Linked DNA regions of Homo sapiens: region 1 is linked to region 2. The links are chromatin loops, found by intact Hi-C in ENCODE. Cell type or tissue: heart right ventricle. All regions are shown on one strand. Links, peaks and the distances in the headings refer to the core of each region. The heading gives the core; the rest is flanking DNA. Region 1 holds the start of LOC105371840 (a long non-coding RNA gene). Region 2 has its middle 7.1 kb from the start of SRSF1.

Evidence for each region. A loop is a pair of places that touch in the nucleus more often than their neighbours do. Peaks named below come from ENCODE experiments on the same cell type or tissue, not always from the same donor. Only the 100,000 strongest peaks of a DNase experiment are listed, where the experiment ranks them.
Region 1: a loop joins it to region 2, with 2.3 times the contacts of the local background. A loop is called at or near these places in 4 of 110 quality-filtered maps.

The regions. Positions count from the first base shown.
Region 1 is chr17:58,058,043-58,063,418 of GRCh38, reverse strand. It overlaps LOC105371840 (a long non-coding RNA gene), which reads left to right and starts at 3,475. Exons shown (of 4, transcript XR_001752951.2): 1 at 3,475-3,771; 2 at 3,861-3,959. In heart right ventricle, for the core only: no CTCF peak of the experiment used is centred there; a DNase peak (open chromatin) is centred at 2,613.
Region 2 is chr17:58,011,695-58,017,070 of GRCh38, reverse strand. No RefSeq gene overlaps it. Among named protein-coding and RNA genes, the nearest start is that of SRSF1, 7.1 kb to the right of the region's middle. In heart right ventricle, for the core only: no CTCF peak of the experiment used is centred there; no DNase peak of the experiment used is centred there.

The DNA of each region.
Region 1 (5,376 bases), core at 191-5,190, 46 kb before region 2:
GGTGACGGGCAACTACCTTCTATGTGTGCCTTGAAACATCTCAGGACCTCTCTTCTACTTTGGTGCCTCAGTTTCCTTTCCACCTCCCTGGCCCAGGCAGAGAGTACTCCCATGCCTAAGGAGTCTTAAGTGCTGCTTGTGTAGTGAGCATCGTAAAGGAATTGTTGGGTTGTGACTGTCCTTTTTGTTCATAATTAAAAAAAAAATTTAGAGATGGGGTCTTGTTATGTTGCCCAGGCCGGCATACAGTGGCTATTCACAGGCACAATCGTGGCATACTGCAGCTTTGACCTCCTGGCCTCATGTGATCCTCCTGCCTCAGCCTCCCTAGTAGTTGAGATTACAGGTGCACACCACCATGCTCAGCTGTTTATAATTATTGACCATCATGTTCTAGCTGATCCCTATGGAGTGAACATTCTTTTAATTAAAAGTTTCTAACTAGAAGATACTGTATCCTTGCTGTGTCTATTCTATAATATTTAGAATATTCCATTTTCTTCTGAGTCCATAGCAGAGTTTTAGCCCCAGCTTCCCAACGCTACCTGATCTCCTGTCATCAGTTCTCGTATGTGATGGAAACAGGGGGGTGACTCTGTAGCCAGCACACCCACAATGCCTCACAGCTTACATAAACAAAACAGTGTTGTTCTGAGATGTCCACACTGCAGTTCCTTTCCCCCACACAAATGCCTGATGTTTCATCGTCCCAGGGAAGAATTCGGGCCTAGGGAGCAGTCAGTAATCTGGGCTCCTGGCTGTGGTTTGGCTATCTCGCAGCTGACAGGAGGTAGCTCTGGCCACGCAGAAAGTGGCACAGGATTCTTTGTCTGGCACCTTAGGGTGGCCAGTAGCACAGTTTAGTGAGCTTGTAAAGCTGGTTACCAATTTGCATGGCTGTATTAATGAACCTTCCAAAACTGAGAACATGTTTATACAATGGATTTCCTACCCTAAAAAGAGTCTATGCGGCCGGGCACAGTGGCTCACGCCTGTAATCCCAGCACTTTGGGAGGCTGAGGCGGGCAGATCACGAGATTAGGAGATCAAGACCTTCCTGGCCAACGTGGTAAAACCCCATCTCTACTAAAAATACAAAAATTAGCTGGGTGCGGTGGCGGACGCCTATAGTCCCAGCTACTTGGGAGGCTGAGGCAGGAGAATGGCGTGAACCTGGGAGGTGGAGGTTGGAGTGAGTCAAGATCGTGCCACTGCACTCCAGCCTGGTGACAGAGAGAGGGACTCCGCCTAAAAAAAAAAAAAAAAGAAAGAGTCTATGCATACAGCACACCAGCCTTCAGTCACCACTCTTACAGCCAGAGTCTTCAAGAAATTATGTGGGCCATGCCTCTCCCTCTGAGTGGCCCCCAAGGCCCAGCCTTACAGTAACTGACCCAGGCTCTCACACAGGGCACTGGGGTCCTGCCCCAGGCTCCGGGCTCTACCCACAGCACAGGCTGGGGCTGATGCTGAGCAAATGGGTTGTGGCTGTCGCCAGAGAGGAACTGGCAGCAGACGCAGCAGACTATGTTTTCTTTGCAGGCTGAGGGTAACTGGAAGAAGCCGAGAATTCCTCTGCTCTGCCTTCGGGAGGAGGGGATGAGAGAAGCAGGGAAGACCAGCAGCAATCTCTCCAAAAGAGAAGTTCCTCCAGCTCCTAGGATGAGCAAGATAGTATAGACAAAAGATGGAAAGAGGACAACCTAGGACCCCAGGGAGTCCCTGGTATAGATATCAGGAGCCTAGGTCCCCTGTCTGGAACTGCTCTAGGGGAGTCATGATAGTAGCTAACATTCATTAAATGTTTGCTCTGTGCCAGGCACCCTGCTCAGAACTCAGTTGCACTGTGAAGACAGTTTCTACAGGGGCTGAGAACATAGGCCTAAGCAACACACCACTAGGTTCAAATCCCCATTGTGGCTACTCATTAGCTCTGTGACACTGAGTAAGCTGCTTACCCCCTCTGTGCCTCAGTTACTTCATTCATAAAATAGGAATACAAATAGTACCCACCTGATAAAGTTTGAGGATTAAATGCTTCACAAACAGAAAGCTTTTAGCACCATGTCTGCCCTGGAGTAAACAGGAAACAAATTTTTGCCGTCACTACTTTATTGAATCCTCACACAAAGCTTTAAAGTAAATGTTCTTAATCTCCGAGGCTCAAAGGATTCAAATACTTGCCCAAGGTCCCAGGTTCGTTTGATTGACAGAGCATGAGTACCCTCCTAAATGCCCCTTGAGGTCTCTATATTTAGGAGGAAGCAGCTTCAGAACTCTAGCTCCCCACCCCAGGTCCATTCCAGTTTAGAAACTCCACAGCCACCTCAACAGCAGGAACAAAGGTGGGTCTCTGTCCTGCCTCTGGGGCCAGGCTGGCTGATGGCTTCAGGCCCAACCAAAAGATCCCTTCCACCCACCCGACTCTAGCAACACCCACATCACCAACCCTGGGCCTCCCACCAGAGCCTCCACCTTCTAGGAAGTCACCCTCCCTCCTGCAAGATGCTGGTGGCTGAGACTGGAGGGACCCTTTCAATTTCAGGATAAACAAACTGTCGTTCTGGCCCAGCCCTCTGCCGGCTTGCTGCTTCCCGCCCCCCTCCATCCGCAGTGCACAGTCGCTCTGTTCTCCTGCCAACTTGGCAGCTCATCGCTGCTGTTACTATCAACACCTCCAAGGGAAAAGGGAGAGGAGTCAGCTCTGATCGCCTGGCGCACTGTGCAGCAAATTCATGTCAGAGCCAGCCTTGGAATGTCTCCCAAGCTCCCAAGGCTCCTGGTGAGGAGGAAAAGGTGGGACTCATGTTGCTGAGGACAGATGGGGCTGGGGAGTGACCCTGGGCCTAATTAGAGCAGCCTCCCAGCAGAGCCACTCACTGGTCCTGGCCAAAGCTGCAAGCCCCCAGGAGCAGGTGGCTCTGATAGAAAGCATTGTAGAAGAACACTCTGGGGGCCTTGTAGATGTGTAGGAGAGAACTTGGGGGGTCTGGGTCTCACCCTAACTCTTGCCAGAGTCCAGGGCAGTTCCCAAGATGGTTGGGACCTCTGGGTCTGTGGCCAGGATCGGGAAAAACAGGTCTTTCCCTGTCCAGTCTGTGAGCTCCTAGAATCTCTGGCCTGTGTCTTCTTTCCTCCATCTTTCTTGGACTCCATGTGTGCAGAGCTCTTGTCTCTCCTGTCGGATTGGATTGAGAGCCCCTAAGGGACCACACTTTCTCTGCCAAATGGAAACGTCCCGCAGGCAGACAACCTTTTCCTATTCCCAACTCCCTCCCCCAGCCTCTTAGGCCCCACCTATTGGCTCCATAAAGCAACTGATGCCCTTCTCTGGCTCCTGATGTGACTCCTGGAGCCCAGCTGGGAAGAACAGAGAACCTGTATCTTCAAGGACCCAGTGTCCCTCCTGGACCATAGCCTGCCCGCAGCACAGGGTCGTGGTCAGTCATCCACCCTGACAGGACCCAGGGGAGTCAGCATGCAGCTCTCCCAGGAGGAATGGCCTCTCTAGGTTTCTCCCTGCTTGTCAAGAGAAGGCCTTTGTTCCCTGCTCTAGGGTTTTTGGTGTCAGCCAAAGTGGTGGTTTCAGGGGAAGCTTCCCAATCCTTGCACCGCTGGCCATCTAGTCTACCCAAGGATGTGGTTGTCAGCTCCCCTCTGGGTGCCGCCAGCCTGTTTCCTTCTCTGTAACACAGGGATAACCTTAGGTACCTCACTGGGTTACAGCCGATGGTGATGAAGACATGAAGATGATGCCTGTGTTCTCCTTGGGTAGGTCCTGGCACTTAGAATCAGTATGTTTTCCTTCCTTCCCTCCTTTTCTTCCTTCTTTACTTCATTCATCTCTCCACTCTCTCCAGGAGCCTTTCTCCCAGATGTGAAACTGATCCTAAGACCCCCTGTAATTTCCTGCTGAAAATCTCCACCAAGAAACACAGCCACAGCCACAGTTCTTCCTGGTAAGAAGCCCCCAGGGCCAGGCAACAAGAAAAGTGAGCTCGTTCAGCAGGCTGGGATGTAAATAAGCCACAAGAGGCTGTGCCATTCTGGGTTGCACCTGTGAGCATCACTCAGCTGAAGCCCCATCAGCGTTTCCATGACAAACTCGTATTTCCGGATGCCTTTCTTCCAGCTTGAAGAGCCTGCCTCGTGGTGAGACTTGACACTGAAAATGCTTCCATATTTTTTTCCCTAAAAAAGCTTGCATGCTCTAAAAATCCACATGTTTATTAGATGTGTTTGCTCTTCATTCTGAGAGTTTTGTTGACATTATATGTGTATAGTATACACCAAGCAGGTAATATTCATGTGGGAAGTTCTGTGGTGGAGAGCCATGTGGCAAATACACAGCTACCACACATCATAACAAGATGTCTCCCTTCCCCAAAATATATCCTGCATCCATTTGTCTGCCTCAAAGCCTGAAATTCCACCACTAGAGATTTGCTACTTTTGCCTTTTTTTTTTGGAAACAGAGTCTTGCTCTGTCACCCAGGCTGGAGTGCAGTGGCACAGTCTCTGCTTACTGCAACCTCGATCTCCCAGGCTCAAGCGATCCTCCCACCTCAGCCTCCTGGGTAGCTGGGCCACAGCTGTGTGCCACCCTGGCTAATTTTTTTTTTTTTTTAATTTTCTGTAGAGACGAGGTCTCCTTATGTTGCCGTGGCTGGTCTTGAACTGCTGGGCTCAAGCTATCCTCCCACCTTGGCCTCCCAAAATGCTGAAATTACAGGTGTGAGCCACCATACCCAGCTGCCCATCTTTTAAGAGTCCACTGTATCAATGCACCAACCCCTGCAAGGGCCAAATTCTAAAAACCTAAATAGTCTTCAGTTTCACTTGGGGTGCTTCCAGAAATGCAAATACCCAGGCCCTGTCCTAGACATCCTGAATCAGAATTTCTAGAACTGGTGTGGAGCCCAAGCATTTTAAAGAAGCAGCCAGGTGATACTGATGGTCAGCCAGGTTTAGACTAATATAGGGCTTAGTGCACCAGGTAAGGAAACAGAATACGTGAATTTCATTTACAGCATCACCATTTACGGAGAGATGGTGAAGAAGGCACTTCACCTCCTGAACCTTGGGGAAAAGTGTGAGACCCAGCTCCCATTGTCTGTATGAAGACCAAATGAGGCAATGTTATGAAAATACTTGTTGGAAACCATCAGACAATGCAAACGTTGTTATTCCATATACATACATGACATGCAGCGTATATGTTCATGTGTATCCAAGTACCTGGATTTCCTACAGAAAGGACATGTCTGACTTTTGTCATTCTTCTTCATCTATGCTCCTGGCTGTCTTCAGTTTCAGATGGACTTTCTCACTTCAGGACACCCCTGAAGTCCTCTCCTCATAGCTTGGCTCTGTCTG
Region 2 (5,376 bases), core at 98-5,097:
CAAGTCCTAAAATAAAATTACTAAGACTATATTATTAGATGACTTATTTGGGCTTAAAAGGTGGCCATCTTTTTTTTTTTTTTTTTTTTTTTTTTTTTTTTTTTTTGAGACGGATTCTTGCTCTGTCTCCCAGGCTGGAGTGCAGTGGCGCGATCTTGGCTCACTGCAAGCTCCACCTCCCAGGTTTTACACCATTCTCCTGCCTCAGCTTCCCGAGTAGCTGGGACTACAGGCATGCACCACCTATGCTCAGCTAGTTTTTTTTGTATTTTAGTAGAGACAGGGTTTCACTGTGTCAGCCAGGATGATCTCGAACTCCTGACCTTGTGATCTGCCTCGCCTTGGCCTCCCAAAGCGCTGGGATTACAGGCGTGAGCCACCACGCCTGGCTTGGCCATCTTTATTATACTGTGAAGTAAAAAAACAGGCTGGGCATGGTGGCTCACACCTGTAATCCCAGCACTTTGGGAGGCTGAGGTGGGTGGATCACGAGGTCCGGAGTTCAAGACCAGCCTGGCCAACATGGTGAGACCACCCCCCCCAACCCCATCTCTACTAAAAAAATAAAAAATTAACCAGACAAGGTGGCACACACCTGTAATCTCAGCTACTCAGGAGGCTGAGGCAGGAGAATTGCTTGAACCTGGGATGCGGAGGTTGCAGTGAGCTGAGATTGTGCCATTGCACTCCAGCCTGGGCAACAGAGAGAGACTCCGTCTTAAAAAAATAATAATAAAAATTAAAAAATGAAAAGAAATAAAAAAATCTTTATACCCATTGTGTCTATTCACTGACAGCAACATGATGAAGTTTCCATATAAACAGCATTCTGCTCACCTAACTTCCCAACTTTTTCAAAGAGCAGTCAGTAAATAGTCAATAATATTCATTTTAACAGATAATATACTGGTAATAAAGGGAGTTACAGCAGAAATCTGTCCTCAATATAACTTACTAAGGAAGATGAGACGAATATAAATGAAAATTTAAAATACACGGTTTCTTTCCTTTTCAGAGAATATTTATCCCTGAATCAAGTGGAGCAAGGGAACAGAGAATCTTGCAAGTGAATTGTTTCTGGAAGTAAACTCCTGTACACAGTGGAATCGAGTGGTAATCCCAACCTTTCTAAGTGTCTCTTTACCTAGTAGTAAAAATAAGAATTATGCGCTCAAAAGACAGTAGGGTTGGCACAAAAAATGTTGGAAACAGAGTTTCCAGATTAGGAAAGCCGTATTTCAGTGCAAATTACTCTTGGACTTCCCCCACTCCCAATAATACCTTTGGAGGATTGGTACTGGAGAGAGATTTTTCTAACTGTGGAGATACAGAGGTATTTCTTCCCCCAGTCATTTGGAAAAAAAAAGTTACTGAGTTATAATTTACATACCATACAATTCATCTGCTCTAAGTAGACAATGCCATGATTTTAAATATGTGCACAGTTATGTAACTATCACCACAGGTGGAGTTTTGAGTAGTAAGCAAATCACTGAAAAATTGTGTCTCGTGGCCGGGCGCGGTGGCTCATGCCTGTAATCCCAGCACTTTGGGAGGCCGAGGGGGGTGGATCACGAGGTCAGGAGATTGAGACCATCCTGGCTAACACAGTGAAACCCCGTCTCTACTAAAAATACAAAAAATTAGCCGGGCGTGGTGGCAGGCGCCTGTAGTCCCAGCTACTCGGGAGGTTGAGGCAGGAGAATGGCGTGAACCCGGGAGGCGGAGCTTGCGGTGAGCCAAGATCACGCCACTGCACTCCAGCCTGGGCGACAGAGCGAGACTCCGTCTCAAAAAAAAAAAAAAAAGTGTCTCGTGATTTCAGCTCTTACAGCAGTTAACTCTTTGAATTTCTTTCTTCTCCTACCCCCCAAGTAATCATTTCCAGGGTAAAGTATGGTGCTGACACTAATATGAGGGAACTTCAGGAAGTTTATGGAAAAAATGGAATTAAAAAATAAAAATAAAAACTTTATTTCTCCATATAAGCTCCATCAAGCTCAAGACACTTTCATAAGTAATGATACCAGCCATTTAGTCCATCCCTAAAGAACTTCAGGTCCTGGGAATTTAACCATGTCAATGTACTCTTTTTCACTTTTTAAATTTTTTAAAATTTATTTTGTTTATTTTTTTTAGATGGAGTCTCACTCTGTCGCCCAGGTTGGAGTGTAGTGGTGCAATCTCAGCTCACTGCAACCTCTGCCTCCCGGATTCAAGTGATTCTCCTGTCTCAGCCCCCACGAGTAGCTGATTCCAGGCGCACGCCACCATACCTGGCTAATTTTTCGTATTTTTAGTAGAGACGGGGTTTCACCATGTTGGCCAGGCTGGTCTTGAACTCCTGACCTCAGGTGATCTGCCCACCTTGGCCTCCCAAAGTGCTGGGATTCCAGGCATGAGCCACCGTGCCCAGCCCTTTTTCACATTATTATTAAAAAAAAAAAGGGGTGCCATTTAAACATTTTTAAAGATTAAGAAACAAAAAGATGTCAGAAGGAGTCAAATAAAGACTGCCAGGTGGATGCCTAATGATTTCCCATTAAACCTCTTGCAAAATTGCCCTTGCTTGAGAGGAATGAGCAGGAGCATTGTCATGGTGGGGAACTCTCCAGTGAAGCTTTCCTGGGCAGTTTTTTTTTTTTTTTTTTTTTGCTAAAGTTTTGGCTTTCTCATAATAAGCATATCTGCTTATTCTCATAATAAGCACAAATTATCATTCTTTGGCCCTCCAGAAAGTCAACAAGCAAAATGCCTTGAGCAGCCAAAAAAAACTGGTGCCATGATCTTTGCTCTGGGACTGATCCATTTTTGCTTTGACTGGACCACTTCCACCTCCTAGTATCCATTGTTTTGATTATACTTTGCCTTCAGGATTGTACTGGTAAAACCATGTTTCATGTCCTGTTACAATTCTTCAAAAAAATGCTTCAGGATCTTGATCGCACTTGTTTAAAATCTCCATGGAAAGCTCTGCTCTTGTGTGCAGCTGATCTGGGTGTGCAGTTTTAGTAACCTTTGAGTGGAAAATTTGCTCAGCTTAAATTTTTCAGTTAGAATTGTGTGAGCCAAACCAATTGAGATGTCTATGGTATTGGCTTTGGTTTCTGCTATTAATTGTTGGTCGTCTTTTATGAGAGCATGTGAGAAACAAACTTACCCATCCAAACCCAAAGAATTGTCTCAGAGACCCAGAGAACAGCAAAAGTGAGACTTTTAATGACAGTCTTGCAAGATTGGGTGTCTGATAGACAGGCACACCCAGCACAGTTTTTTTTAAATTAAATTTTATTTTTTTGAGATGGAGTTTTGCTCTTGTCACCCAGGCTGGGGTGCAGTGGCACGATCTTGGCTGACTGCAACCTCCGTCTCCCAGGTTCAAGTGATTTTCCTGCCTCAGCCTCCCAAGTAGCTGGGATTATAGGCACCTGCCACCATGCCCAGATAATTTTTGTATTTTTAGTAGAGATGGAGTTTTGCCATGTTGGCTAGGCTGGTCTCAAACTCCTGACATATGGTGATCCACCCGCCTCAGCCTTCCAAGGTGCTGGGATTACAGGTGTGAGCCACCACACCAGGCCCCAGCATAGTTGTTTTTTTTGAGACGGAGTCTTGTTCTGTCAACCAGGCTGGAGTGCAGTGGCGCAATCTCAGCTCACTGCAACCTCCACCTCCCAGGTTCAAGTGATTCTCCTGCCTCAGCCTCCCGAGCAGCTGGGACTACAGGTGCATGCCACCATGCCCAGCTAATTTTTGTATTTTTAGTAGAGACGGGGTTTCACCACGTTGGCCAGGATGGTCTCTTGACCTCATGATCTGCCTGCCTCAGCCTCCCAAAGTGCTGGGATTACAGGCGTGAGCCACCACACCTGGCCCCCAGCACAGTTTTTTAACAAGCAATTTATCCCCTAGTGTGCAGGTCCCTCCCCTGGTTTCTCACAGGCTGCGTACTATGGGGTCACAATCTTCCCAGACATTGACTATTAATTGTCGGGTAGGGGCTTTAGGGTTTTCTTAGGGTTGTCTTGCTGCATTTTATTGCAGCCCACAATGCATTGCAATCCTAGTTAGGTCAGGGGCAATTCAAGTATTTAACTTATGACCTAAGTAGCTGGGCAGGCTGATAAGAGAAGACAAAATGAGCTATTTTGCAGACTAGTAAACTTTCATCTTATACTAAACTTTTTTGGTTTGGGTGAAGGCAACTAAGGGGGGAAAGAGAAGTGCGGGGGAAGAGGGAGGCTGACAAGCAGGCATCAGCTGTCCAAGTAGGGGTCTAGTATGTTCTGTTTCTTCTGTAGTTTGCTGACCTAAGCCCATGTAAGGCATTTTGTCTTGAAAACGGACCACTGTATTTATTATTGCCTTCAAGCATGACAAGATTAATTTTTTCCTTGCAAATTGATGTGGGTAGTCTGCCACTGCAGGCTTCCTCTTCAACAGTGTCTCATCCCTTTTTTTTTTTTTTTTGAGACGGAGTTTTGCTCTTGTTGCCCAGGCTGGAGTGCAATGGCGCGGTCTCAGCTCACCGCAACCTCCACCTCCCAGGTTCAAGTGATTCTCCTGCCTCACCCTCCCTAGTAGCTGGGATTACAGGCATGTGCCACCACGCCTGGCTAATTTTGTATTTTTAGTAGAGACGGGGTTTCTCCATGTTGGTCAGGCTGGTCTTGAACTCCCGACCTCAGGTGATCCGCCTGCCTCGGCCTCCCAAAGTGCTGGGATTACAGGCGTGAGCCACCGCGCCCAGCATCCCTTCTTAAAGTGAACTCTCCAATTATAAAATACTGATTTCTTTGAGGCATTGTGCCCATAAACTTTTGGTAAAGAATTAATGATTTCACCATTTTTTCACCCAAGGTTCATCATAAATTTGATGTTTGTCCTTGCTTCAATTTTAACAGAATACATGTTGCTCTGATAGGGGCTCTTTTCAAACATATGTCTTATTCTTTTTAGTACCTCAAACTAGATCCTGTTCATACATGTTATAACAAGTTAGTATGAGTTTATTTTGGTGTAAAAAAATTTTGAAATCCATGCATGATTTGTTCATAATACACATTTTCCATGAACTTTTAAAAGTCTCCTCCTGAGATTATTGGATTGAATCAAAAGTATTTAAAAAGTTTCTCTTGGAGGAAGGAACTTTTAATAAACAGTAATAGTGTTAAAAATTAGGTTGCTTCCGACAATGAAGTTGGTAAAGTCCATGCTTACTAAATCAGCTGGTTGTGGCAGCAATTAATAAAAATGCCAGTGAATGTATAACTAAGGAGTTTAGAAAACCCTCAAACTCCAATTAAGATGAGAATGTAATCTTAGGAGGCAAAACTGGAAGTGGTTGTAATTTGCTCAGCACAAAAGGAATCAACC